2 separate regions of the Mus musculus genome follow, and region 1 is linked to region 2. Evidence: chromatin loops called from intact Hi-C (ENCODE). Cell type or tissue: gastrocnemius. All regions are shown on one strand. Links, peaks and the distances in the headings refer to the core of each region. The heading gives the core; the rest is flanking DNA. Region 1 overlaps Ptpn3 (protein tyrosine phosphatase, non-receptor type 3). Region 2 holds the start of Epb41l4b (erythrocyte membrane protein band 4.1 like 4b).

What was found. Hi-C counts contacts between places; a loop is a spot of excess contacts. Peaks named below come from ENCODE experiments on the same cell type or tissue, not always from the same donor. Only the 100,000 strongest peaks of a DNase experiment are listed, where the experiment ranks them.
Region 1: it touches region 2 in a loop (3-fold over the local background); 4 of 42 quality-filtered maps call a loop at or near these places.

Annotation. Positions count from the first base shown.
Region 1 is chr4:57,267,243-57,282,118 of GRCm38, forward strand. Ptpn3 (protein tyrosine phosphatase, non-receptor type 3) reads right to left here. Exons shown (of 26, transcript NM_001384115.1): 2 at 2,781-2,935. The coding sequence starts at 2,918. Among named protein-coding and RNA genes, the nearest start is that of Gm12536, 25 kb to the right of the region's middle. In gastrocnemius, for the core only: a CTCF peak has its summit at 3,965 (motif pointing left); DNase peaks (open chromatin) are centred at 3,945 and 8,057; H3K27ac peaks cover 1,442 bases.
Region 2 is chr4:57,136,481-57,151,356 of GRCm38, forward strand. It overlaps Epb41l4b (erythrocyte membrane protein band 4.1 like 4b), which reads right to left and starts at 6,676. Exons shown (of 25, transcript NM_001355492.1): 1 at 6,368-6,676. The coding sequence starts at 6,673. LOC108168956 reads right to left here and starts at 8,171. Exons shown (of 2, transcript XM_017320489.1): 1 at 8,126-8,171; 2 at 6,778-7,511. The coding sequence starts at 8,171. The coding sequence ends at 6,778. In gastrocnemius, for the core only: a CTCF peak has its summit at 7,302 (motif pointing left); DNase peaks (open chromatin) are centred at 3,076, 4,716, 5,009, 5,578 and 4 more places; H3K4me3 peaks cover 3,452 bases; H3K27ac peaks cover 2,310 bases.

The DNA.
Region 1 (14,876 bases), core at 3,556-11,555, 130 kb after region 2:
ACAAGAGTCTTCACGGGTTTTTAAAAAGCAATACAGCCCACCCATTTCCCCAAGTTACTAGATGTGTGTGTGTGTGTGTGTGTGTGTGTGTGTGTTGTGTGTACAGTTATGGGTACACGCACCCCTGGGGTGTGTAGAGGCCAAAGGTTGATGCTGGGATATCTTCAATCACATCTCATCTCATTTTGGGGACAGAATTTCTCACTGAACCTGAAGTTTACAGTTTTAGGCAGAGTGGCTGCTCAGAGAGCCAGTGGGCTCTTGCCATCCCAGCCCCAGTGCAGGGTTACAGCCACGTGTACCGTCAGCTACTTTTTACGCTTGTGCTAAGGATGTGAACTCCTCATGCTTGCAAAGCAAGCACTCACTATCCACTGAGCCATCTCTTCAGCACACGGGACAATCTCCTAATGATCAGAGCTATCTTCTCACTTAGTGTAACTATTACTTATGTTTGGGATATTGTTTATGTAACTTGGACTTATTATGTCATTAGTGACTGTAATTTATTATAAGTAAATAAAGTGGGGGGAAGGGAAATACAGAGAAGACAAACTGGCAAAGTAGCCCAACATCGGCCTTGCCACCGAGGGCCCCAGCACTTCGAGGCGACATGCCTGGCATACCCGCACCATCAACCAGTAGCTACATGATCCCCTGACTCGGATTCGGCGGTGCAACACCAAAGCCCTTTTGTTCTTGCTGGATTGAGCCTCATCTCTGAGCCAGAAAAACACTCATGTGTCAACTCTATTCCGTTCTAGTTCCCAAAGGAATTAAAAGAGAATCCCACATGTGGTGACGCACACCTTTCATCCCCCAACATCCTGGAGGCAGAGGCAGGTGGATCTCTGAGAGTTTGAGGCCAGCCTGGTCTACATATCGAATTCCAGGCCAGCAGGGGATAGATATACAGTGAGACTGTGAATGAATGAATGAATGAATGAATGAATAAATAAATAAATAAAGTGGGGGAAGAGAAATACAAAGAGGACAAACTAGACCAGGAAAACATGACAGAGAGCCCCACTGTCACTATTTGGCTCTATCTTCCAGGTACTGCCTTCTAGCCAAGCTCTCAAGACTGCTCTGCCCACCACCAGGATTTCTCTCAGGGACTGCTATGGTAGTCTATCAGTCCTCTTCCCCTCTGGCTACTTCAGACTGAGTGACCCTTGAGTCACGCCATGTCAGGCTGCAAGTCAGAGCTCTCTACGTTACCCCGTGTAGAAGCCAGCATGCCCGGGCTCCAGCTGGCCTCTCACCCCATCCCTGCTTGGAACCTCTCCGACTTCACTTATCTCTGGCTCTCTCCCCCCAGGGCTCAGGCCGTTCGTTCCCCGGGAACTGGCCTTTCACCATGTGGGTCTCAAGGCTTGTCAGGCTCAATGGCAGGCACCATCACTCCCTGAGCTATCTGCCCTTCTCCTTCTTGATAACAATAAGTGTTAACTCATCTTCAGAAGAGCAGAACATGGCCTTAGAGACAGGTCAAGAAGAGAGCCAGGCAGAGGGGAGGAAGGCTGGGAAAGGAGTCTCTGCTAATCACCGCCATTGTCTGCACCCCTGGGTCCTGTGTGCCGCTGAGAACATTCTCACATCCACTGTATGGGGCAGCTCCCCTGGCCATGGTTTAGAAGAACTAAAAATTGTCTTTTGCCTGAACCGAGATGACTAATAGTGGTGAGGAGACAGAGACAGAAACAGGGGGGTTGGAGGAGGGAAGGAGAGAAAGGGAGAGGAAGGGAAGGGGGGAGGTGACTGGGTAAAACCCCACAAGGGTGGTAGTACAAGTCTTTAACGCTAACTCTTAGCAAGCAGATGCAGACAGGCCTCTGTGATTTCTAGGGCAGCGTAGTCTTTATAGCGAGTTCAGGCCAGCCTGGACTACATAGTGAGTCCCTGTGGAAGGAGAAGGTAGGGTAGGGTAACAGTAGCAGCTACAGCAGGGGTCTGTCAGTTTTCATTAAGGTTTAAGTGCTATGGCCTTTTCTGGTCACCCCTCCCCAATTTTGTTTGTTTATTTGAGGCCCAGGCTGGCCTCGAACTTCTGCTGCTCTGGAGTCTACCTTCCGAGTGCCGAATCACAGGCCTTTATCATCACATCCAGCCCGGCTCCTCTATCACCATTCTCTTTCTCGGCACATAAAACTGGGGCACAGGTGACTTGGAGTTGACGCCATCAGGACTGAGAGACACAAGAAGTCCCTGGGCATGGGTGGTGGCTGGGTGCGGAGCCAGCCGAGGCAGCTGCCGTCCTTGCCTCTCATAGCTGCTTACATGAAGATCTGAGATCAAGGGCTCGGAGCAGGAGCCAGGCAGGACCTTTAGGATTCCTGCCACCCACGAGGCTGACCATCTCACAGAGCACAGCTGAGTGCCCAGTGCTATGCCAGGACACCCGGCCTGTCCTCATGGGGCTCACACTTTAGCAGGACACTTATATCCTAGGTTGCTTTTTTTTCTTTTAATGCTATTTTTAAAAACACAAAGTCACGTGGCTCAAATAAATCACGTACAGGACATAGTCATCCAAGGGCCAGCTCTGCCTAGGGGACTATTCGGGGAGGGGAACAACATCCCAGAGCCATCAACCTTAGAAGATGCCAACAGATTCACATCCCTAAGAAGAGACAGAAGCACAGCTCCCATGGCCAGCCCCATCTCACCGTGCCAGTTCTGAAATTTCAAGCTTTCCTTGTTAGCTAACAACCTCTTTTTTGTTTTGTAAACCAAGAACTGATTTAGGCAGAAAGAAAAAAAAATTATGGAGAACTTACGTTAACTTTAAAGGTCTGTACCAAGCCATCTAAAAACCGTATGCTGCAGATGACCTCGGATCGAGTTTTCTCTTTGGGCAATTCAGAGGTTCGGGTATTGTTAATTCTTCCACCCAACGCACGTAACCGGGAGGTCATAACGGCCGCCGAGTAACCTGCAAGATGAAGACACCTGTCAGTGCTTTCCAGGCAGGCAATCAGGCCTTACACAGCCCCTCGCAGGACGGCCTGGCTCCTCACAGCATCAGCTGCAGAACCTGTAGGTAGAGCAGGGTAACAAAACCATCTTTGCATTTCATTTTTGACTTTTGAGGTGTGCTAAGCTGGTGTTTCTCAACCTGTGGCCTCTTTGGGGAGGGTGTCAAACACACCTGTTCCCAGGGGTCACCTAAGTCCACTGGAAAACATAGAGATTTACATTACGATTCACAACTGTAGCAAAATGAATAGTTTTGAGGTAGCGATGAAGATAATTTCATGGTTTGGGGTCATCACGACATGAGGAACTGTATACATGGGTCAGTCACAGCATTAGGAAGATTGAGAACCACTGCTAAGCAGAATCTGTTGCTCAAAGATGCAATGCCACGTTAGGTCAAGGAAATACATACGTGGCTTATTTATCTGTTTGCCCTGTTATCTCTAAGGTAGTACCTTCTAATTTCCCAGAGGAAAATTCCTACCTTAGGTTGTTGTTGGTGGTGGTGGTTTTTTTTTTTTTTTTTTTTTTTTGGTTTTTTGAGACAGGGTTTCTCTGTATAGCCCTGGCTGTCCTGGAACTTACTTTGTAGACCAGGCTGGCCTCGAACTCAGAAATCTCAAAGGCTGGCTCTGCCCACCCCCCCACCCCCCGAGTGCTGGGATTAAAGGCGTGCGCCACCTCGCTCTACCTTAGGTATTTTTAAGTTTTGCAAAACTAAGCATGAAAGAAATATGTAAAACACACAAAAGCTGGTTAATAAGTTATGCTATATTAAAATTAAGAACTATTTCTTTGTAAAAAAATTTTTTTTAAAGATTTATCATATTTTGCCTGAAGAGATGGCTCAGCAGTTAGGAGCAGATACAGCTCTTGCAGAGGACCAAAGTTCTAGCTAGTCCCAGCACCTACATCAGGCAGCTCATGGCTACTTGTTAGCGTCAGCTCCGGTGGAATCAATACCCTGCCCTCTTCCGGCCGCTGAGGAAAATGCACATACACAGACACACTGAAAATAAAGGTGAAGCATTTCTTTTTTTAAAAATGGGAAGAAATGAGGTTCTTAGGCAATCGCTTGTCAAAGAAATGCAAAGTAGAGCCACAGAACGAGGACAGACGTAAAACTGAGAACAGTGTGGAAGGGGTTCAGCTATCCGTCTCTCTGAGATGCTGCAAGGAACATAAATTGGGGCTGAAGAGATGGCTTAGCGATTAAGAGCTCTGCCTGCTCTTCCAAAGGTCCTGAGTTCAATTCCCTGCAACCACATGGTGGCTCACAACCATCTGTAATGGGATCTGATGCCCTCTGCTGGTGCGTCTGAAGACAGTGACAGTCTATTCACACACACACATATACATACATACATATATATCTTAAATTAACACAACTACTTTGGCAAACTGTTGGGGAAAATCTCTACCAAGCTGAACACACCACCACGTTCCAAGATATGACAATCTGATTCCTAGGTATGTGTCCAATGAAACAACACATTTCATTCACAAATATATACGTACAAGACTCTTCATAATACCAGCAGATGGGAAGAGATCTAAATTCCAATCGGCTGAAGGATGGGTAAATCATGGCATGCTCAGATCATGCACCTGTATGTAGCCAAGCAGAGAAATGAATCCTTGCTGTGGGCAAAGCAGGATTTTCTTTAATGTTACTTTAATGGTTACTGTTAAGAAGCCAGGCACAATTCCAGGTACTGACTAGTGGCCGCTTCTGGATGGTCCTGAATGCTTTTGTATGTGTGCAGCGATGCCTACAAGTGAAAGCCAGAGGTCAGCAGAGGTTGCTGCTGTATGGCTTCTCTCCACGTTGGTTTTTTTTGTTTTGTTTTTACATCTTAAGATTGTGTGTGCTTGTGTGTGCCTGAGGAGACTAGAGGACAACTCGCAGGAGACCGGTGGCTCCTTCTCCCACGTGAGTGGGTCCCAGGGATTGAACTCAGATTGTCAGGCAGGGCAGACGCTTCGGCCTGCTGTGCCGCCTCACCAACCCCGACCCTCCGTCTTTAGCTGGTTTTACTAGAGAGCTCAAGAGTGGGAAGGCAGAATAAAGAGATTGGCAACTGAACACAAAGGCCGCAGCAGCATCCTGTGGATGCGCTCAGGGAGAACTTGAGACTAAGCGGTTTGGAGGAGGCGCAAATGCAGATGAAGGTTGAGGGGGGCTGTGCTCCCCCTCCCCCATGCTGTGCTCCCCCTCCCCCGTGCCGTGCTCCCCCTCCCCCAGGGTGTGCTCCCCCTCCCCCATGCCGTGCTCCCCCTCCCCCATGCCGTGCTCCCTGCTTTCTGACCATTCTACACACACACACACACACACACACACACACACACACACACATACACACACACACACACCACTCCCTGGGGGAAGCCTTCCTGGGTCTCTCAGCCAATGTGTTAGACTCTCAACTGTGCTCACTGTAATTCTGCACTTAAAAGTCATGATGTGGGTTTCTAACTTCATTTCCTACTACCAGCCTAGCTCCGTGAGGTCGGGTGCTACTCTGGCTCACTGGGCCTCTGACACTCAACACTGACGGGCAATCCGTTAAGTACGTTAAATAAACCAATAAATGCATGAAGAATTAAGCATCTCCCAGTCTTCCAGGCGATGCTCAAGCTATCCATCCAAGGTCCATCTGTTCTGGGGGACCAAGGCAGAGACACCCGGAGAGACAGCACCAGATACCAAGGCAGGACCAGATGTAAAGACCTAGGCAGTGGGAAGAGAGATGTGTCGCTCACCTGTGGGAAGGAGGGCAGAGCAGACCAGAGACTGAAAAAAAAAAAAAATCAAACGTCTGGGATAGCAAGGACCACAGACTAGGTACATAGGACGACAGAAGCTGTGCTTTGAGTCCCTAGCAATAAATTCAAGGTGCTCTAGGTAAAGTTCTATAACTAGCTCGGGACAGGAAACCTCAAATATTAATAATTTTTTTCCTGGAGACTGATAGTACTAAAAAAAAAAACAGGAAAAAAGAAGAAAGCTGACACACACACACACACACACACACACACACACACACACAGAGATTTCCACCCACTCACCCACCACCTCCACCATGCCCTTTTCAATAAAAATGTCACTGGAATCAGGGATGTACTTTCTGAGTAATACAAAAAGTTATCAAGAGACAACAAATGTCTTCCCGAATGCTTTATCCCACACGCAACTGAATATGTCAGCTCTGTCGCTGGCTTCTCCTTTAAGAATCCCAGGTGGACTGTGTTCTTTTAACATACAATAGCATAGTTAGGAAGTACATTATTATTAATGGGCAGCGGCCCTCAGAGCTTCCTTGGGAACTTCTATAGATGATTCTCGGTCCCACCTCCCATGGGAATTCAGTGCCCTGGGCCTTTAGGAACCCCTCAAAGGGCAGTCTGGAAGCTGAGATCGCTGAGGTCCAGACAGTGGCTCTTCACACGGCTGGCCTTGGAACACAGCGAGGTCTGCAGGGCAGATAAAGTATCCTCACACAGACACTGAACAGAAAACCAAGGTCTTCAAGGAGGAAGCCGGGAAGGAAAGCAACAGGAGCCGCATGCCAACCACAGGCAGGGCTTTGCAAGGCCATTTCCCCCAGGCAACCTCTTATCCCTGTGCTAGCTAGCATCAGGGATGATCCTAGCACTGAAAACTGAACCGTGGCTGGTGATGCTTCCCAGCATGGCCCGAGTATATTTAGGGAGACTTTTCCCTCCTCCCTGATTGTCACACGAAGGCCTTGGAACCTAAGGACAGTGTCACTAAAAGTTGTTTCGTGAAAACTGCAGAATATTTTTCCGGCAATTGTCCCTAAAACAAACCTTGATAAGAGCTTGCTTGACATAGATGCTAAACTACATATTACCGAGCCAGGAGGTGTTTCCAGATTGTCTTGAAACTGTGTCTTAAACAATCTGGCTGGACAATAGATGCTGACAGATTGCCCTGTTTCCTGTACCGCAGCCATTGGGGAACTCGGGGGTTCTATGGCTTCCTTTATAAGCCTCTTAATTCCAAACAAAGCCAAAACCCAAACAGGAACACACTGGCCTCAGGAACCAGGGACATCACAGCTGCAGACCAAGCCACTGACATCATGGGAGCTGAGCCTATTTGCACAGTGTTTCAAATCAAAGAGCACTGGGGTAGCGGGAACACTGGCTGTGGGTTCTACTGTGATTCAGATCTTAATCAAAGATGATATTCTGAGAACATATTATAGAAAAAGCATGATCTCATTATGCACACAGCTGGGGCTCAGTAAATATTGCAGAGGGAATACATAGGTGCCTAGCATGGACAGGGAGTAGACATGCATTAAAAGGCACTGTTTGTTTATTACCATTGAGGCGGGGTCTCATGTAGCCAAGGCCTGAACATAAGGCTCTTAATCAATGCTAAGTTTCTGATGTGAACAGGAACTGACTATAGAATCCAGATTTTGTAGGGCTATCTTAATGTCAAATATCTCACACATTTATAAAGACTTCATTTCTATAATGTTATCCCTTTTAAAGCAACTCACTGGTGTTCAAAGGCAGTTGCTACTATAGCTGTTATATGCCTCTGGAAAAAGAAATTGGGCCTTTACTTTGAGAATGCACGTTTCAGGGCCCAGGGATGGAGCTCGGTGAAGTTGCTCAGTTTGTATAGCAGGCCTAGGGACCAGGATTTGATCTCCAGCCCTGTATAAACTGGGCAACATCCACCTGTGACCCCAAACCCTCAGGAGTAGGTGGAGGCAGGGATAGCAGAAACTTAAGGCCATAAGACTTTCAGAAAAAGACAAATGGATATTGATTCCATTTAATTTAATTTATTTGAGACAGGGTCTTATATAACCTAGGCTGGCCTAGATGCTTCGATGTGGTAAAGGAGAGACTTGAAAATCTTGGTGCTATTAGATGTCAAGGCATGCCCCACCACAACCAGATCTTTTAAAAGAAAACAGTCTGGATTTATAAACAAATGTGTTGAGTATTCTGTTAGTGAACCGTGGAACCTCGAGACTAGAGCCAACCCAGGTAATCACATTCAGGCTGACCTTGCCAATACTGCCATCTAGTGGCCAGCAGAGGAAAGCTCTTGCCTCCAACCCTACGACTTAGGGGGAGACACAGGTTGGCTGTGTTCTTGTTTACTGTGCAATCAATCACTCTCCGGCTGGCTATGTAACAATTTCTCTGCGGCTCAGCTTCTTTGTCCTGATCCTTCCTCCCTGCTGGGCTGAAGAAAGCTTTCTTCCTTCCTCTTTTTTCTTCCTAATTCTGAGCATCAACAGATGATGGATCTGCCTGACAGGGAGATTTCTAGCACAGAAAGGAACACAGCGTCCCCATCAGCCTCGTGATGACTCACCAAATCAATACCAATTCTCATCAATTATCAATATTTAATGGATGGGACATAGAAGGTTTATTTGGCCGCTGAGAGAATATCAGTGTTGCCTTTTCTTTTTTCTTTTTTTGCTGGGATCATGGAAGCTGGGCTGCATTTTTTTTTAAAACAATTTAGTCTTGGTGCAGGAAGGGAGGGGTGGGGGTGAGGGAAATCAACCAGGCCCTTAACAACCACATCACATGCTTTATGATTCTCCCAGGAAAAACATAAACCAGTTCTTCCACCACTGCCTCCGCCTGACAGGCAATGCCCCCAGGCTTTGGTTTGGAACCAGGATAAGGTGCCCGAACATTCTAAAGGAAGTGAGAATGCCTTCTGCAGATAAAACTTTACAGGAGTGCGGAGATGAGTCTGTGGATAAGGCACTCAGCATCCAGCCTGAGGACTGGAGTATGGGAGTTCGGATCCCAGCACCTACATAAAAACCAGGCAACATAAACCGGGCGTGGTGGCACATGCCTTTCATCCCAGCACTTGGGAGGCAGAGCCAGCCTCTGAGATTTCTGAGTTTGAGGCTAGCCTGGTCTACAAAGTGAGTTCCAGGACAGCCAGGGCTATACAGAGAAACCCTGTCTCGAAAAACCAAAAACCAAAAACCAAAAAAAAAAAAACAAAAAAAAAAAAAAAACAAAAAAAAAAAAAACAGGCAACATGGCCATCTGTAACCCTGGAGGCAGGCGGGCTCTCTGGCTGAGGAGAATCTACAAGCTCCTGGGTGAGTGAGAGGAGGTATCACATGGGTACAGACACACACTTACACGTAATTTAAAAAATAAGAGGAAACCAGGTGTGAGAGCTTATCCTTTAATCCCAGCACTCCTAAAGCAAAAGCAGGTGGGTCGCTTGCACATGCTTGTGAGACACACACACGGCCATGTGTACAGACCCCAGGGTTTGCTCTTAGGCACATGCTACAGGTCTGGTTATCATTTTACCTGTACATATTTTAGCACTGATCTCCCAAGACCAAGTTTATTTATGTATTTCAAAATCACAGTGAAACCACAGCACTCAAGAAAGCAAACACTGACCAAGCGTTTATCTTAGAGCTGACAGTAAGATTTTACAAATTATCCTGATCCTTCCTTTCCTCCTGTCCCGGGATGCAGTCTGAGACCACGCATACTTTACTGTCAGAGAGAAGACATACATACGTTTTTTAATAACCCCCTACCCTAGACAGAGATACAGGCAACCTGAGAGCCACACACTGGGAAACTGTCAACCAGTCTCCAGGATTTCTGCCTATAACCAGGGTCTTGGGGCCAAAGCGCTATGTCAGTTTCTGAGCCTATGCTACAAAGTTGCTTCCCAGAGGTACATAGCTCGGCAGCTGCCCCATCACTGGAGTGCTTCCTAAATCATTGTTGATGAAGTGACAGATTTTCCAGTCTATAGGTCAGGGCTGGGATTAGCCCAGAGGTCAAACAGAGAAAGAAAGTTCAAAAGTGCTGTCACCTTGCAATTATGTAACCAGGTGTCTTGGCTTGTTCCCTCAGAGTTGGTGTTACCAGACCCCAAATTCTCATCACTCTGTAACACCTGAGAATGAAGACCAGGACACAAGCACAGACTGACTCCCTCTCAGACACGTGTGGAAGAGACAGCTAGCATCTTCTTAAAAGGAGCATGGGGGAGGGGGAGTTTACATTGTGTATGATTTATTAGGCTTGCCAAATGCTTTAAAGTTCAATTCAGCCAAATGAATTAAAAATGAGTGGTTTGGAGCTGGAGAGATGGCTCAGCAGTTAAGGGCACTGACTGCTCTTCCAGAAGTCCTGAGTTCAATTCCCAGCAACCACATGGTGGCTCACAACCATCTGTAATGGGATTTGATGCCCTCTTCTGGTGTGTCTGAAGACAGCGACAGTGTATTCACATACATTAAATAAATAAATAAATAAATCTTTAAAAAAAGAAAAAAATGAGCGGTTTTAGTTTTTCCTTGTAAAGTACCCACATATGTACGCATCAACGCGGTTTCGTTCGATCAATTTTAATTATGTGCAGTTGGTAACAAAATTCTGAAGTGGCTCATGGAATCTCATCTTTTCCCTCATGGCTGTGACTCTCACAAACTGACCAACCCTATCTGTCCACTGTCCTTTCCTTTTCATGGCTTTCTGAATCTCTTAAATACAACCCTGCACATCTTCACAAAGGTGCAGTGCAGGCTCACTGTTACCGTTGGTTTCCATTGTTCACAGTGCTGAACAAGTGTAAAGTAAGGTCCAGGCTGCCCCAGCGGTCAGGAAGCAGAGATGGGAGAGGAAGCTAAATGGCTCTTGTCTCAAAGAATAAGGTGGGGGGAGGGAATGACAAAGAGTCCAACACCAACCCTGGGCCTATTCGGGCACACATACCCAACACACACACACACACACACACACACACACACACACACACACACACACACACCTACTAAGTTAGCAAAACAAGCCTGTTCATTAAAACAAGGCATGATCATATTTATTGCTAAATTAATGTTAAAATCCATTTTTTAAAAAACATCAAGCTTATATACCAAAAAAAGAAACAAAAAACTCCCACAACAGCAACAAAATACTTTTAAAACAATACTTTTTTTTTTAAAATAATACTTTTAAAGCTTAAAGCCTAGGGGCTGGAGAGACGGCACAGTGAGGTTAAGATAGCTGCTCTTCCAGAGGACCCTGGTTCAATTCCCAGCACCCACATGGCAGCTCACAACTGCCTGTAACTCCAATTCCAGGGGATCTGATATCCTCACAGACATACAAGGAAAGAAAAAAGCTTAACGTCTGCTAAACAACGATAATCACAAATGGTGTAAAAACAAAACTTTTTTTTTTGAAACTTGCATGTGCATTTATAAAATGGATCCTTTTCATCAGAAGTGCACTTAAGACTTAGCAATCAGTCTTGACTTTCACAAAACTCTACCATCTTCTCTTGCACCACCAATCCTCATGCTCCAAGACCACAACCGCAGAATTGGCTCATTTGTTCCCTGACCTTTAATTTGTTCAGAGAGGGGACCTCCCAAAGAAGACCCTGAGCCCCCAAAGCAGTGCTGAGATAATCTCTCCCGTCAGTTCAATCCAAACCAGAACCTGTAGTTAGCTCCCTTGTTCCCAGATGACTTCGAAATGTCAAAATAGTTTTCTTATTCGAGAGCCCAGGGTTTATCTTTAGTTTTTATTTATAGGTTGGACACCATGACACCGTGGTCAAAGCTAACAAAATAAAAAAGTTAGCCTGGGCGCCTGGAAGTTAAGAAGAGGCTTCAGCTCCTCTCAGAGCGCAGGATGGGAAGCAGGCTGAAGCCACAGGCGGTGAGAGGTGGCCTATAAACCGCTATAAAAAAAAGCGAAACAGGCTCCAGCCCTCCGGGCCTCAGCTACCTTCAATACTTCTGCCTCGGGGAAGAGGAAGCCAGGCCCAGCACAGGAAGGTGGCAGCCCTGGGTAGGTATGAGAAGCCTTTATCCTGGGGTATCACACAGGGCAAAGGCAACCAAAACTACCCAGGTCCCGAGTCCTCCCTCGTGTGACTCCTCTCCCCAGCTGATACCAGTTGAAGACAAGATTTTTATTAGTTATTTTAATGTTTGGGAAGATGTCATCAAGCCTTCAAGTAATCCCCAAATTCCGGCCTTCTACGAGGGTATTTTCGGTAGCCCCACCCCCTGCCCCAGGACCTGTAGATCTTGTTTATAATTACTTTTGGCTTCCTTTGTTATTACTTTGGCAAAGGAGTTCCGGCCCATTGACTCAATATTCATTTACTTGGCCCCAGGCCAAGCCAGGAAGTGGCCAGCCGGTGGGGGAAGGTAGAGATGCGGGGAACCTGGCTTCCATAGGAGGTGAAGACGTGTCTAGGGGACAAGGAGGCTGAGACCTTCCAGGGTGAGGTGGGTGACAGGACCAGCTCGCTGAGGTTTCCAGGCAAAGACTCCACAACTATGGGACCTTACTGAAAGGTCAGGAGAGGAAGTTCTGGGAGGTTTTATGAGCTCCAGAGCAAAAGAGGAGCCTGAGGGATAGCTGATATCTTAGTGAGCGTTCTGGGAGGATTAGGCCAGGTTCTTTTAGAAGCTTTTACATAAAAGAGGAATAAGGATAAGGTGAGAGGTTTAGAATCAGGCAATGGGAGGGTGGGAACTCCAATTTAATCACTTTAGTGGAGGTTAACCTCAGCAATTGCTTACTTTTTTCTAAGAGTTATTTAGGAGAGAGCGGCTACCCCTGCTTTCCAAGGCCAGTTTTGAGATTAGCAGAGAATGTACACCTTAGCCCAATCCACTGGACTGATTCTTTTTAACTCAATGGTTAAAGAGGCGACATGAACCGGTTCAGGGCCTGGGAGGTGGCTCAGTGGGTAAGTCTTTTCCATTGGAGAGTAACAACCGGGAGTTTGAATCACCTTCTGTGAAGGCTCCCAGAGCTCCTGTGGGGAGATGTGAGGCAGAGACAGAATTTCCAGAAGCTCAGGGGCCAGTTCACCTGGAATACGGTACAGAGAAGTGGAATGCAGAAGAGAGACCCTGATCTCCAACACGGAAGGATGCCAAGCGTCAACAACACCCGTTTACTCTCTGACCTCCACAAACATGTAGTGAGCCTCACGACCCTCACTCGCGCACACACCACACTTACTCAAACAACAAAAGAAAGAAAAGGAAGCAGACTTCTGCTCAACAGAAGAAGGGGCCTAAGGTAAAGGCTGCATAAACATGGAAGATACTAAGCTCTCGGCTGAACGACTGGGTAGCTCTGAGGAACCTGGTGGCGGGAGGTTCTTAGTTGACCAAAACGCATTACTATAGGTAATTAAATAAAGGAACTCGTATTGAAAAAGCTACTGGAGAGTATGAAAAATGAGCTTTAGGCTTTGGGGACCAAAATTCTATCATGACTTCTGTTTTGAAAGTGCCCAGGGTATATATTTCTGTTTATAGAAGCCATATTCCACTGTAGAACTGTTCAGTTTCTATCTCCTTACATAGACTTGCACGGAAATGATTCTACATGGATGCCTCGCTCTTGAAAGTTTTAAACAGCCCATCAGAGGTGTAAGAGTACTATTTAAAGAGTGAAGCATCATGGAAGGCTTAAAAAAAGGGAGAATGGAGTAAGCCCAATTCTTAGCACTTTCTACCTAAAATTAAGCGACCAACCTCTTTTCGCCTTGCCCATGGACAGTTCCACCAAGCTCAGAACAGACTGGAAAAAGCAGGATGGAATAAATTTACTCTACAGGAACATGAATCAAGTTGCATAAACTTTACAAAAATACTGTGTTAATATTTGCCCAAGGCCATGGCCACACCCATTTGGGTGTCAGCCTCTGATATTTCGGTCTTGGGCTTCAGCCCCCGACCCCTTTACAGCCAAAAAAAGCGGCAGAAGCCTTCACTAAAGAAAACAGCTAAAGTCACTTTGAAAGGTTTGGGATGTGTTAATCATGGTGCATCCCAGCCAAGAGGCTGGAATCTCACAGCAGAATGTCCTGCCAGCCTCCGCCCCTGCCAAGATGTCTGAAGCCAGGGCCAGCTGGGCCAGAGAAAACCCATACTCACTACCATAGAGCTGCCTTCCCCAAGGTTTTATCTCAAGGAAACACATAAAAACGCTCCAACCCTTATCCTTGCTCCCATTCCCAACCCCTACTTCCTAGCATCCTGGAAAGTCTTTTCTTCGGCCACCTCTTCCTTCATGGGTCTCCTAGGAGAGAGCCCGCAGAGGCTCGTTCCAGCCCCTAAAGCCCTCTGCTTGGAAGGTTTCAATCCCAACAGGTCATCTTGGGTTAGACCAAACACAGTAACCATGCCAGCCGCCACTGCCTCTAGAAACTGAGATAGAGATGTGCTCTCATGGTGCCTATTCAGCTTCCCGAAGTTTTTTTTTCCCCCCTCAAGATAAAATGAGGACAGACGAATAATAAAAGAAATGTAGCCGGACAGTGGTGGCACACGCCTTTAACCCCAGCATTTGGGAGGCAGAGGCAGGTGGATTTCTGAGGCCAGCCTGGTCTACAGAGTAAGTTCCAGGTTAGCCAGGGCTATACAGAGAAACCCTGTCTCGAAAAACCAAAAAAAAAAAAAAAAAAAGAAAAGAAAAGAAATGTATATGAACATTCAAAACACCATGGTTCTGGAAACTGGACATGCGCAAAATGCCAAAAGGTATGGTTGTTCCTAGAACTACTAATAAAAGCAAGTGTTTCAAGTCTTAAGAAAAAGTGTATTTTGTTGGTTCTGTTGCACTTATTTAGACTGAACCCCGACATGTGTTGAAGCCAGTGCTTGGTGAACTGAAGAAAATCCATTTTAGAGGAGTAACTAACTCAGCAGGCCTCCAGCTCGGCCACTTACCAGTGACTAACGTGACCCTGGACAAACTGACTTACTTCCTAGGTCTCCGCTGCATCCCCTGTAAACATTTCTGAGGGGCAGCAGAGTAGCTGGTCTTCCATACCCACAGTCTACACTCGACCTACCTCCTTC
Region 2 (14,876 bases), core at 2,933-10,932:
GATTATCCTGGGTCCTGGGAATGCTCCAAAGGCTAACTGTTGTTATCCTTAAGTTTTACCGGAGAGAGTTAGGGGCTTAGCTGGCAGGTTAAGAAACAAAAAAGACAGCTTAGGAGAGAAAGGGTTTATTTTAATTCACAATTCCGAGTTAGAGAAGCAACTAGTCCCACCCACAGTCGAGCAGAGAGAATGAATCTGTGCACACCTACTACTCAAGCTGACTTCTCTGCTGACACAATTCAAGACCGGAACTCAAGGGAATGAATGTGGTGCAGTCCACATGGAGGCTCCTCTTCTTGTATCAGTTAACATAGCCAAGATGATCCCCACAGTCAGGGCGGAAGTCAACGTGATGCAGACAATCTCTCACTGAGCAGGTCCCAGGTTGTTCTACATTGTGTCAAGTTGACACCTAAAACTAACCACCACCCTGTTCCAACTTATGTTCCCTGATGCAAGGGACTCAAGAGAACCCGCCAGAGGAAGAGTGTGGGGAAGGGAGAGCTCCAAGCTTGCTTCTCACCCAAGTAGGGAAGCTCAGAGGACCAAGCCCACTGCTGTACATTCCTAGAGTGTAACAAGTGGAGACCCATAGCTTCACTGTAAGGTCAGGGTCAACAGGGCCTCTCCAAATGGCCCTTTACAGTTCACCACCCAAAATACACATTTTCATACGAACACAAAGATTAAAAGTACAGATGGAGACATAGCACAATGTCACCGGAGGTTCCGACCTCTCACGAAATCTGAGAAGCTGTCACTGGGTAGTTAAAGTGGATGTCTGCAGCCAGCCAGCCAAGGAGGTCCAGCAGTAGAAAGGACACATACTGGAGGAGGAGGAGGAGGAGGAGGAGGAGGAGGAGGAGGAGGAGGATTTCTATGGTTACCAGGGTAGAAGTTTTCTAAGTTCTCACACAAGTAGGTAAGGGGAAAACTCATCCCCATGGCCTTCTGCTATTTCAAAACCAGGGGCAAGATTCAGTGAGATTATACACATGGGAAATATTTAGCAAGTTAATGTTTGCTCAGAGCATGTACCTCTGGAGGGTCACGTTACTGGTCCTGGAAGAGATCAGGGGAACCCCCACTCGCCAACCACACCCCTCCCTTCCTCACACTGCCCAGTGTGGCACCAGCTTCAGGCAGTCTCTGCCACATCCCACCAGGGAAGGGTGCCTACCACTCACCTCACTCACTCCCAGCTCAGCTTGCCTTTCATAATAAAGGCACACTTTACAGAAACGACACAATCTCACAACCCACAGGGACAGTCTGGTGAGGGGCGGGGCAAGGGCTGCAGAGCTGTCATTCGCCAAGATCTACTTATATGAGACGGCCTGGACCAGGCAAGGCAGCTGAGGCAGCCAGACCTTGGAGGGTTCCTTTTTGCTCCTTCGTTCTTCCCTCCCACAATGGAGGGCCAAGGAAACCGATCACCCATGCATACTCCACACTGGCACCTTGCCCTTCCCCCACATGCTCACCTGATTCCATCTATGAACTGCCCCAGGGCCCTCTGCCCCTTCTCCCAGGGATGCCCTCCTCACCCTTCACCTGGAGTACTGCCACAGTGTAGCTGGCATCCAATTCCTCCTCCAGCCCAGCCTCCACTCCACTCTAGCAAAAACAGGCCAATACCCAGGTCAAAGACTGCCTCGAGGCCACCATATACAAGCACACCCACCCTGGGTTTAAGGCAGTTGCCTCTGCTTGTCGCCAGAGACAGAGTGTATTAGAGAATGTGAAGGGACACAGGAGTCAGCGCCACCTGCAGTGGAGGACTGTGAACACTCAGGAACTTGGTTCCCTGAAATACTGAACCTGGAATGCCAGGCGTGAAGTCTGTGGATTTGTTTTGCAATTTTTGATCGTATTACTTTATGTGTATAGATATTCTGCTTGCCATACAGTCTGTGCACCAACTGTGTGCCAGGTGAGTGCCGTGGGTCCTCTGGACCCACAGTTACAGACAGTTGTGAGCTGCCAAAGCAGATTCTGGGAATTGAACTTGGGTCCTCTGGAAGAACAGTCAGTGTCCTTAACTGCTGAAGCCTCTCCAGCCCCAAGAGCCCTGCAAATATTTGAGGAGGAAAATAACACACACACACACACACACACACACACACACACACACACCCTTTCTGCATAGGTAAGACGAGCCACAGCAAGCGCACAAGCCAGCAAGCGGGACTTAAGGAGGCATCCTACAACCTAGCTTGCTGTGTGCGCCATTCCAGCCCTCCAGGGAGTGACCACAGGGAAGTCACTTTATGGCCCCTGGCCTCACTCACCCATATATACATTGGATGGAGATGTGCTTTCTCAATCCCTAAATAAGGAATATGATCTTTATGCTGTGCCACGTATGCTCTACCAGTCCTAAGAGTCCTGTGTCTTTTCTCTTCCAAAGTGAAGCTTGTTTGTTTGTTTGTTTGTTTGTTTGTTTTTCAAGACAGGCGGGTTTCTCTGTGTAGTCCTGGCTGTCCTGGAACTCACTCTATAGACCAGGCTGGCCTCGAACTCAGAAATTCACCTGCCTCTGCCTCCCAAGGGCTGGGGATTAAAGGTGAGCGCCACCACTGCCCGGCTGAAGCTTTTTTTAAAAAAAGCATTTCTCATACAGCACCCAGCTTCCAAGCCCACTAAACAAGAGCTAGTCGAGGGTAAGCCTGCTGGTATGGCTCACTTCTGTTCCCCTAAAGTCCATACATAAACTTCTCCACATTCCATAGAAAAGGACGAGACGTTCACAAAATTATGACTTTCTAGCAATTCTTGCTGTTTACTGAAGCATTCTAATTTGTTTTTAATCATTTCATCCCATTTAAAAACAAACCAACAAACAAACAAACAAAACGGGGAAGCCAACGCTCAGAGCCCAAGTGGCCTAGTGTGGCAGTCGGGCTATAAAGTAACACTGAAATTCTCTGCGTTTGCACAGTACCCTAGTGAGTCGATGCCAAGTTCCAGATCCAGTGAGAGCAACTGTGCCAAATGCTACACTGGCCAACCAGCCTTCCCCTGCAAGGCATGGCGGGAGTGCTAACTGGCCAGCCACTGGTCCCAGCAGCTTTGCACACGGGGCTGCTGAAAGATACACATACACTCGCTCGCTCACGCAGGCAACAGAGGCGGGGCTGAGCGGAGGGGCCCAGAGCAAGAGCCATGCCAGGGATTTAGTCAACAGAGGGCTAAATATGAGTCAACAGTGGGTGCTGCTGCCAAGCACACCGAGCAGTGGGATCTGCAGACGCATTCATAGAAGGAAAGTGCCTGGCTCCCTCAGACCAGACCACACCTGAAGGCTGGGCATGGCTGGACTAATAGGAGGGAGGTGCCCTTCATGAGAGGGCGGGGTTTCTGAAGAGAAACTGCAGAGAAATGGCCCAGGGTGGCAATGTTGGTGTTACCTGGAAGCTGGGCTTGTGTACCAAGCCCACTTTGGACTGTATACTATAGGTGAGACCTTCTCGTTCATTTTTTTATTCGGTGTTGAGAAAGCTCTCACTCTCTACTTGAAGGACCCAGAACATCCAGGCATGCTAGCAGATTCATCCAACCAGACTCCAAGTCTGTTGGGAGGGGACTCACTAGGAAAATGGCAGTGGGTTCTCCTTTGATTAATTATGACAACTGGACCATGGCTCTGCCAAGTAACAGTAGATTTAACCTACTTCCATTTCAAACATCAAAAAGTTCAGGAAATCCTTCTTTCCCGATACCCACCTTACATCCTATACCCCCCACCTGCCCATCCTTTCTCCTACTTCCAAATGTGTCTTCCAAGAGCCTCAAGGCCACTCCTCCCTGACCTTTGTGTTTACAGTAAGTGGCTCAGCACACTTGAGACACCCCATAAAGGGTGAGTAAGTGCCACAGCCTTGTCATACTTGAGTGTGTCACTGTGTCTGAGGCCATCCTGGAACACAAGTGTCTGTCCTGAGAGGAGCTAATATAAAAGATTTATGACAATACTTTACCATTTTGTACACTGAGCAAAGGACTTCTTGAATCTACCAGAGGGATTTAATTACAAAGGAGACATAGTTAGTCTGGCTAGTTCCCTGAGTCTTTATGGAAGGGATCCAATATAGAAGGAAGCTTAGGGGTACCAGGTCAAAGGTAAATCCTATCTGTGTGACAAGCAGCCAGGCAAGGCCATAGCCCAGAAAGCAGTAAAAATCCAGAGACAGAACAAGCACCCGTGGGGTCAAATGCCTAGAAGGAGGCACAGAAAGGGAATCCAGTAAAGTGGAACAGCACAAATGCCAGATTCACAGGGGAGCCACGGCCTGGCGCTAAACCGCTGTAACTGGGAGAATTAATTACAGGAACCAGCACTCCGATCTGGGAAGATTAGTGGAGGAGATTTACTGATGCGATTCCAATATCTAATAAATCTTTAAATCAATGAGCCATGTTCACTGGCAATTCTTCTCCATCTTTCCTCCCCGAGAGCTTACACGACATAGCCAGCGTTGATTTGCTTTTTATTTGTCTATGGACATGGTCATATGTCTGTTTTTATAGATAAAACTTGAGGTTCATTAAATCACACATTTTTTTTAAAAAAACATCAAAAAGATCTACCATCTGAAGGAAACCCGAGATGGAGGAATTCTTCTGTGCCCTTTTATAAAAAAAAAGGGGGGGGGGGAGAAGCCTTTTAGGAGGCCACTCTTCCCATCCCCCACGACCCCACCAGCTGCAGTCAGTCAGCTTCCCAACCTGTTCGTTTGTGTACCTGTTTGGATCTCTTTAGCACACAGGCACTTTACTCCGTTTGCAATTTTTCATCTCAGAAACACCACTTAAGCCTGTCGCACAAACCTGACAGTAGCAATACATTTTATAAGCCAATTATCCCTGGGGAACAGCCACGAAAACTACCAGGCAGGGAGCACCGACAAAGTTCCCGGGGGTATCATTCCTCTGCCAGATGCAAACTGCGCCACAGCCTCTCTCAACCCAAGCTGCCCACTCACCTAGCCTCTGCTCCCCGACTCGCAGGCTGCCTCTCTGCATCAGAGCTGGCGAGCCTCATTCTTGGGGAGCGGTGACATGCATGCTTTTTAAAAGACAACAGCTTTGGGCTGGGGAATGTTGGCACCTTTTCTATGAAAAGGCCTCGCGAGGATATTTTTGTGACAAAATGCTCTCCTATAGAGCACAGGAACCACAAAAATGAAACTACCATAAATTGAAGCTGTCTCCAAATTAACCCACAGGAAGCAGCATTAGAGCCTAGGCTAGCGAGGCTGATTTTTCCCATCTGAAACCCTTACAGGTTAAGTGTTCTCTCCTTAAATCCAACGAATTCCTACCACCCAGTTACAGACTGTCCGGAGGCCTAAACACTCCGGACAATCTGTAACTCATCTAAAGCTCAATTACTGCGGTGTCTTCAGTCATGCCCAAAGATTCCCGAAGGCACCGTCTGCCGCAGCGCAGTGGGCGCCCGTTAGTGCAGCGTTTGATAGGATCTGACTGGCCCCTTCGGCCAAAAAGGCTCTTTTGGCGGCTGGACTCCCTGTCGGAGACACTGGCGCTGGCCTAGCTTGCCACTGGAACTGGGCCCGGGTGCAACCACCTGTGGGTGTGTGAACCGGACGCAGGCCCTGGTGCTGCCACCCCGGGATGCCCTGAACGAACCACGCAAACTGCCGGGTGTGGGAGAGAGTGGGTAGGCCAGTCCAGAGGGGACCGGGGCCAACTCCCAGCACGCCAAGGCTTATCTCTCCGTTCAAAGCGGACCTGGCCTGAGTTGGCTCCCAAGTCGCTCCACTCCCTGCGAGGTTGTGAGCCAGGGAGCACTTTGGGATAGGCTCCCTATGGGGGCCATCCACGGGGAATCGGGAGAAGGCAGAGCGGCAAAACTGTTCCCTAAGCCTCTTCCCAAACTTGGGGCACCTGCTGAGCAGCAGGCAAGGATTTCTTCTCCACCAAGGCCTGATACCCAAAGCGGGATACCCCGGAACAGCCCTGCGTCGCTTGAAAAATTCTACTCAATCCAGCAGCCGAAGGCCAACATTGGCAGGGAATGCCAGCCACCTGCGCCAAGGGGAGGGGACGTAGGGACGTGTGCATGGGATAGCATGGGGTAGGAGTGAGGCACAAAAATCCTAGGTGGTCGCCAAAGAAGGGCGCCGCAACCCTGCGGTTGCAAGGTGCCAAAGACTGGGCCCCAGAGCATACCCGGGCTGGTGGTCTGGGAGGGTTCATGGCTGGGGAAGATTGGCAGAAGATGGGGGAGGGGTCCCCAAAAAACAGCCCGGGTAGCTTCCCAGAGAGAAAGAAAGACTGGGACAGGGGGTTCTGACCCAAGCAGAGCAGGCTGCTAGTGCCCCGCACGCGCCGCGTCACTCACCGGCAGGTCCACGCTCACTTCGGTTCCGTCGAGCAGGAAGACACGGCAGTAAAGGGTGGCCTTGGCAGCTCCCGAGGCGGAGATGTGCACAGCCGCGCCGCCGGTGAGCAGGGGCCCGCCGCCGGCCGGGAATACGCTGCCCCCGGGCGCGGCGGGCAGCACCGAGGAGCTGGCGGCGGCAGCCGGGCCCCCTCGCGGCCCCCCGTCGCGCTCGTCCCCCAGCCCGGCGGCCCCGCGCCCCGCCGCGCCCCGCGCGTAGCGCTGCATGGAGCGGCGGCCAAAGGTCCGGCGCAGGAACCGCAGCATCCTGGCCGGGGGCGCCCCCTGCCTCCGCCCCCTGCGCTGCCGCCGCGCCGCCGCCCGGGAGCGCCCGGCGCCGCCGTCAGTGCCCGCCGCGCCGCGCCGCCTCCCGCGGGCTGCGGCCCGGGGCTCGCTCCCGCCCCAGCCGAGGCCGCCGCCGCGCTCCGGCCGCCCGCGGGACGCGTCGGCCGGGCCAGCGCCCGCCGAGAGTAGCCGCGCGGGAGAGAACGCGCACAGGCGGCCCGGGGGACCGTCCCGCTGCTGTCGCCGCTGTCGCTGCCGCGCGCTTGGGGCGGTCGGTCGGTGCCGGCTGCTGCGTGGCCGCTGCCCCGCGAAGAGCGCCGCGGGGGGACCCGGCTGCGGGCTGCTCCCGCGCCGCGCGCCGGCCGAGGGCCAGCCGGAGCAAAGCGCCTGCGTGCTCCCGGCGCGCTCGCTCCCACTCGCGCCGCGCCCGGCCCGAGGAGGCCCCCGCCGAGCGCCCGCTCCCGGGGCGCCTTTTCCTGCGCCCGCAGCCCCCGCCTCCCACCTGGGAGGGCTGCACCTCCAGCCGCCGCCGCCGGCACTGCAGCACGCCCTCCTCCCCCGGGGCTGCGCCGGGCTTGTGCTGCCCCCTGCCGGCCCGAGCGCCCCCTGCTGCTGTAGGTGCGCTCACGTGCGTACACGTAGGTGAGCACACACGTGTTTCCGGGCGCGCAGGACCCCCTAGAAGTCCAAGAGTTCCTCCTGCTTGACCAGATGAAGAAAATAAGACTGTCTCCTTCCAGGGAAGTCTTACCCCTAGGGCAAAGAAAAACACGGCTCTTTCTGGAAGAAAAACAAAAACAAAAACAAAACACCAACCGTACTCAGTTTCTCCTTCTGCAGAAGTGGAGTAGGCGACCTAGAAGGTCCCTGCCACTTAATGAAATTCTATCTGCTTAAAATCTCAACCCTGGCTGGAGCTTTAACCTGCCAGTCCAACGGACCCGTTCCAAACAAGAAAATTGAGGCCTGCGAGGAGGGGAAGTACTTTTCCATACTCCTTTGGAGACACCCTGCTTCAAGGACCTCGCCCATGCCCAGAATTAAGGAAAGGTCCTGCATAAGCTATTGCTACTGAGAAGGTTGGTCAAGGTTGGACAGACTCCTGGGAAGCGAAGCAGAACATAAGAATGAATTGCATAGGGCACATGGAGCAAACTGGAGACAGCGAATTGCTAACAATCAATGCCCACAGGTTCAGGGTTTGCCCACAGACAAGTGAGTTGTCCTGTGTTGCAGAAAGGAATGTGGGAAATGAAGCTGAAAGGAGGCCAGGCCTTTGGGGAGAATAACACTACTGTTTATCAGGCCCTAATTTTGTGCCAGACATTACGGTAAGCCCTTTCCATATGTCTTAATTTAGCCTGTTAGCGTACAGGTTATTACCTGGATCATACAAAGGAGGAAACTGAGCTTTGGAGAGCTTAAGAGACTGACATACAGACTCATTGGGCTCCAGAGCTACTGGTGGAGCTTGTAACATGGTTGGCAAGCAAATGACAGTTTAAGAAAGAGTTGGGGAAGCAGTGACCTCAGCAAAGCACACAGAGAAGACAGGGGGTGAATGTAGGACTCATTCCAAAAGAGACATTTATTGAAAGCCAGGCATTGTCTTAGATTTCACCGTTTGCATCTTCATTACTCCTCATTCCAACTCTCCAAGACAGTTCTATGCATTCCCGTTCACTTAGATGGATTTAGAACTTAGGTTTGTAATATGCTTGCCCAAGGTCTGACAGCTGCCCCGAATTCATTCTCTGATATTATGGGGACCACCCATGTGACAGTTTACTCTGTAAAATGGCATCTACACAATAAACCATTGGATACCCACTCTGCCCTTTACCCCCACAACAAGATTGAACAGAAACTATGTACAAATTGGCATAGCCCAGGCCAGCTGACTAGTTTCTAAGGCTATCTCCAGGAATGCTGCAGCAGAGTAGCCACTCCAAGATGTCCACCTATGCATCTTGCATTTGCATCGTTGTGTTTCACTGTATGTAGCAAAGGTGGGCTTGGTTCTACGCTCGAGTTAAAAAGGTTGAAGTAGGGATTCATAACAGTAGCATAATTACAGTTAGGAAGCAGCAATGAAAATAATTTCATGGTTGGGGTCACCACAACATGAGGAACTGAATTAAAGGGTTGCAGCATTAGGTAAGAAGGTTGAGAACCACTGCTTAGAAGCAAGAAAGGTAAAGGGTGATTTATGCCCTAGGAAGTCTAGAAGGAATGAAACACTGGCTTCAGCCTGTAAGATCCACCTCGGCCTCTAGCATGGCAAAGTAACGCTTTAATGTTGTTTTAAGTCACTGTATCTGTGGTTCTCTACGTCAGCCAAATAGGAAGGCAGGCACGCTACAAGGGATGCAGCTTTGGAGAATCACAGCTTTCAACGCTATTCATTCATCTGGTGTGCATCATCTGAGTGTGTAGTTATTCAGAGCTTCTCTCCTGTTGAGCTCCAGGCTCCATTAAGGTTATCGAGCCCAGATCCCCACACTTGTGACTCCGGTCAGACCCAATGGCCTCTGACAGTGGCATGCTGAATTGCATGGAGATTCCAATATATCAGGCCCCGCTATCCGATGGATCTCGCCCCATTTAGCTCTTACATGGAGGAGAAATAAGTCTTCAGACATTACTACACAGTGGTTCTTGTCACCAACATTTCAACCTCAGAATTTGCACGTTTCATGAGCAACCTTGCATTTTACAGTTACAGGACTGTATGTTCCAACAGCTGCTCATTTGCAGCTGCTGTTTTCAGACCCTAAAGTCTGTTGTTTTATCAAGTCTACAAGCAACCCCTCAAGTCTTTCTTTTTTTTTTTTTTTTTTTTTTTTTTGGTTTTTCGAGACAGGTTTCTCTGTATAGCCCTGGCTGTCCTGGAACTCACTCTGTAGACCAGGCTGGCCTCGAACTCAGAAATCCGCCTGCCTCTGCCTCCCGAGTGCTGGGATTAAAGGCGTGCGCCACCACACCCGGCTCTGATAGTCTTTTCTTGGACCCCCTTTATAAGGAATACAGACAGAGCTGCCTGCGTGTGTGATTGTATCGTCCTTCGTTATCTATCGGTGTATATGTATTTGTGTATGCACATGTGTACAGAAGTTGATGGTAGGTGTTTTCCTCAATCGCTCTCTACCTAGTTTTTGAGACGAATTATCTGACTGAACCCGAAGCTCACTGATTCAGACTGACTGAGTCACCAGTTAGTCCCAGGGATCCGACCTTCTCAACTTCCCCAGCACTTGGGTTACGGGCGAGTACTGCCATGCTTGGCTTTTATATGGCTTCTAGGGATTAAACTCCGGTCCTCGTGCTGTGTGACAATCACTTTACCAAGAGTATCCTCTGCTCCCCAGTGCATCGCACTTTAATGACATTTTTGGTCCTTAAACTACTTTAGAACCCTGATGCTATGAATCGGAATGCCTGAGTCCTTTCAAAACCCATGAGACAGGGCCTTTGTGAAGTGAGTAAGTTGTGAGGACTCTGTAAAAAAATTAGTGTCTTTGTAAGAGGCTCTCTTGCCCTTTTGGCCATGGAGGGCACAGCGAGCTTTTACCTATAGAGCCCTCACCAAACACGTAGTCTGATGGTGCCTTCATCTTGAATTTCTCAGCTTCCTGATACTATGAAAAATACATTTGTGTCATTATGAAGGCACCAGTTTGTGCTATTTGGATGGAGCACCCTAAGTGGACTAAGATACCAGTATTTCTCATGCATCTTTGTCTAGAACCACCTTAGCCAACCCTCAGGAGAGTTTATGCTAACTTTCTCTCCTGGGTTATAGCAGTGACTTCATCTTAGCTGTATAGCAGTGATCCTCAATTTTCCTAATGCTGTGACCCTTTAATACAGTTCCTCATGTTGTGGTGACACCCCCCCCCCAACCATAACATTATTTTCATTGCTACTTTATAACTGTAATTTTGCTACTGTTCCAAATCCTTATATAAACATCTATGTTTTGTGATGGTATTAGGAGACCTCTGTACAAGGTCATTTGACACCCCCAAAGGAGTCGTGACCCACAGTTGGGAAACGCTTGCTGTGTTGGTTCATCCAGAATAGAACCCGTAGCATGGGCTCCTGGCCATCTGCATTTTACAGCTCATTCCTTACCTCTCTGCCCAGGACCTCAGCTCACAAGCACTTCCCATCTCTACTCAGAAGTTTTGCGCCCTCAACAAACCTTAACATTTCCTCTACATCTGCCCCCTCCAGTGTACTCAAATCATTAATTAAATAACCCTTAGCTTTTTTTTTCCTAAAGCTCGTCTAGAAATGTACCATGTGACCCAATCCTTTGTTTCCTGGATTGAGGCTCAAGACACTTGTGCCTGAGTCCCATGGGCCTTCTTTCCTCCCTGCAAAGGACAAGATAGCACTTTAATCTACGTCCCTACTTCTTCCTTTGTAATTTTATTCTTTATTCTTTCTATAACAATCCTTAAGGATTGTTATAGAAAGAATAAAATTACTATTATACGATACAAAGCCATTTTGCAAATGTTGTATACATATCAGCTTATTCTTTCGTGGATGTGTACATGAGAACACGTGCCAGAAATCCACTGTAGATGTCATTCCTTAGACAATGTCCCCTTGAAACACTGTCTCAGTGTCCTGCAGCCTTTTGATTGGGCCAGGTTGGCTGGCCAGGAAGCCAAGGGGTCCTCCTCACCACCTCCCTAATACAAGAGTTACAAGCACTTGCTACCACTCCTGGCTTTTTAAACTTTCTTTAATGTGGGTACTGGAAATCAAACTCAGGTCCCGTGCTTGGAGTGCAAGCAAGCACTTTACCAAGTGAGCTCTCTCCCCAGCTCCCACGTGTCAGCTTAACCTTTCACAGCGTGGACAGCTGTGGTTTCTACCAAGCTAATGTCTGTTTTGCTTCTTTGAGTTACCATATAGAACCATTCTGTCCTGACTCAAAGGCTTAAAAGTCTAGAACGCTGGTTCTCAATCTTCCTAATGCTGAGACCCTCTAATACAGCTCCTCCAACCATAAAATTATTTCATTGCTACTTCATAACTGTAATTTTGCTAGCTATGAATTGTAATATAAATATCTGATATGCAAGGTATCTGATATGTGACCTCTGTGGGGGGTGGGGGGTGACCCACAAGTCAAGAAGAAGTTGACCCCATCTTCTGCCTCAGGTATGGGAACACGTGAGCAGACATGGCCAATCACGGGGCTGCATTCCTTCCAGAGCCCTGTCACTGGCTCAGGAATGTGCAGACTGGTGGAGATTAGCTCTGGGTGGAGCTTAGGCAGCAGTTTCTTTCCATTGAAATTGCTGAAGCATCTGCTGGCTTTGCACTGCTTCTTATAGGCCCACTTTGACATCATATAGAGAACCCCTGAGGATGGGGCCAACACACCGAGAGGCAGAGTCAAGAGACACAGATTTCTGATGACAGTTTGTTCTAAGTACTTATATCTGGCCATTGCCCGAAGCTTAATCTACCGCCTGCAATACAACTTTGAAGAAAAGGAAGATGGTGGTAGACTGAGATATAAATGTATAAATATACAAATACATAAATCACTTAACACAATCTAAGGGCAGAATCAAGATTGGGATGATTTCACGAGTGCCGGGAGGTGGGGGGAGGGGGGTCTTCCCTTTGCACCTCTGTTCTCTTTCTTGAGCACGGGATATAAACACGACTTCAAATATGCATTCAGTTTGTGAAGAACTTGGCCCCAGGCAAATAATTAACAACTCCCATCTCTGAATTTCGAAGAACTAAATAAGCAGTTATAAGTAACGTAAGCTCTTAATCCGGAAGTAGAAGCGACAAAAGGACCCAAATCTATGGTTTTGGCCAATCTTTTCCTTCTTGGGACCTCTGCCTCAACATGCAAGCTCACTGTCCGCAATACAAACACCCACCGTAGATGTCATTCCTTAGACAATGTCCACTTGAAACACAGTCTCACTGTCCTGCAGCTTTTTGATTGGGCCCTCTATCTAGCCCTCGGTCTAGACACAAGCGATCCTATCTGGAAGAAAATGGTGCCTCTTCTTTGCCTGCTGGTAGCCTGAATGTGGGCTTCCTAAGTGAAGCCATTTCTTCCCTGAAGGGTATGTATACTACATTGAGGAACATCCATGGCTCCCACAGGATGGCTCCCCTAGCCGAACCCAAGGTACAGAGAGTGAGAGAGGGCATTTACTATACATAGTGCCTGCTCAACCTGCTTCCTCCCTGTTTCCAATATGCCTTGCTCTTAGGTCATCCAAGCAGTGGTCACTCCTACTAGATATCTCTGGTGAGCTCTCTGGTCCCTTACTGATGTCTGACTCTTGCTGGGGAACCATTGGGCACTGGGAACCATGTCTTTCATCCTAGAAAGGAGACTGATGACAGACTAAAGAATATGGTTCCACCCTGTCTAGCTTGAAGAGCAGTGAGTTTATAGGGGATCCTTATTGGGGATTCAAAGGCAACTGCATCACCCAAAGCCACCTCAGTAGAGGTTACAATTCATGAAAGCTGCATCATTGGCACTCCCCACCCAACCCCAGCCTCCATAACTGTTTTCTGCGTATAACTTTCTGAGCACAGAAGCCTTGTAAAGTTGCCTTAGCTTTCTGAGTCTTATGAGGTGCCCTTCTCTCTCCAATAGGGAGTGGTAGCCATACAGTGTTTACTCCTTCCTAGAACGCTTTTTGCCTCTGCTGCTTCTTTTCCAACCATTGGATATTATAATATCAGTGCTGTCCAGTGAAACTTTCAGCAGCAATAAAGACTGGGGTGTGTGTGTGTGTGAATGTGGGGGTGTGTGGGGGAGGTGTGGGTGTGTGCACATGTGTGTCTGGTGATGTGTGTATGTGGTATGTGTGTGTATGTGGTGTGTGTGTGTGTGTGTGTGTGTGGTATGTGTGTGGTGTAAGTGCACATGTGTGTGTGCATGTTTGTGTGTAGGTGGTGGTAGTAGTGTGTGTATGTAGCATGTTTGTGCGTGTGTATATGTTTGTGTATGTGTGCTGGCATGTGTGCATGTGGTATGTGTATTTGTGGTATAGGTGTGCATGTGTGTGTGCATGTTTGTGTGTGTGTGTATGTTTGTGTGTGTGTGTGTGCATGGTTGTGTGTGTGTACATGGTTGTGTGTGTAGTGTATGTGTATGTGGTATGTTTGTGTATGTGTGTACATGGTTGTGTGTGATGGTGTGTGTATAGGCATGTTTGTGTGTGTGCGTGTTTGTATGCATGCTTGTGTGTGTGGTGGTGTGTGTGTCTGTGGTGTGGGGGGGTATGTGTGTATGTGTGTGTGTGTGGTGTGCTGGTGTGTGTGGTATGTGTGTGGTATAGGTATGCATGTGTGTATGCATGTTTGTGTGTATGGTATATGCATGAGGGAGCACGTGGTGTGGGTGCACACACCATACACATATGTGTAGAAGCCCAAGAGGGATATCAGGCATCCTGCTTTCTCACTCTACCATCCTCCCTTGAGGTAGGGCCTCTCATTGATCCTGAAGCTTGGAGGTTTTCAGCTAGACTGGCTGGCCAGCAAGCCTCCCCGGATCTGTCCCCCCAACTCCAAAGGTGGAGTTACAGATGTGTGCTGCCAAGCCCTGACTTTTATGTGGGTACTCAAGATCCAAACGCAGGCCTTCATGCAAGCACTACCTATACTACAGAGTCATTTCCTCAGCCACAAACAAACAAACAAACAAACAAACACCACCTTTTAAAACATGTGTTTAGTGTGTGGTGTGTGTGTGTGTGTGTGTGTGTGTATTCATGTACTCTCACTAGCGTATGTGCCACAGCAGGCATGTGGAAGTCAGAATACAACTTTAGGGGGAATTGATTCTTTCCTCTACCTTATAGGGCCCAGGGACTAATCTTAGGTCACCAAGCTTGGTAGCAAGCTCCCTTTTCCACTGAGCCAACTTGCCAGCTTCTACCAGACACCACCCCAAGCCACAGCCTTTTTTGGTTGGTTAGTTGGTTGGGCTTTGGGGGTGGGGAATTGGTCCTAACTGTCCTGGAACTCACTCTGTACACCAAGCTAGCCTTGTCTACAAGTGGGCTTCTGTCTCCCAAGTACTAGGATTAAAGGTGTGTGCCACCACCATCTGGCCCTGCAAGCCAGTTTTAAATAATCATTGAGCACTGGGAAGGTGCTGGTATGACTAAGGTACTAA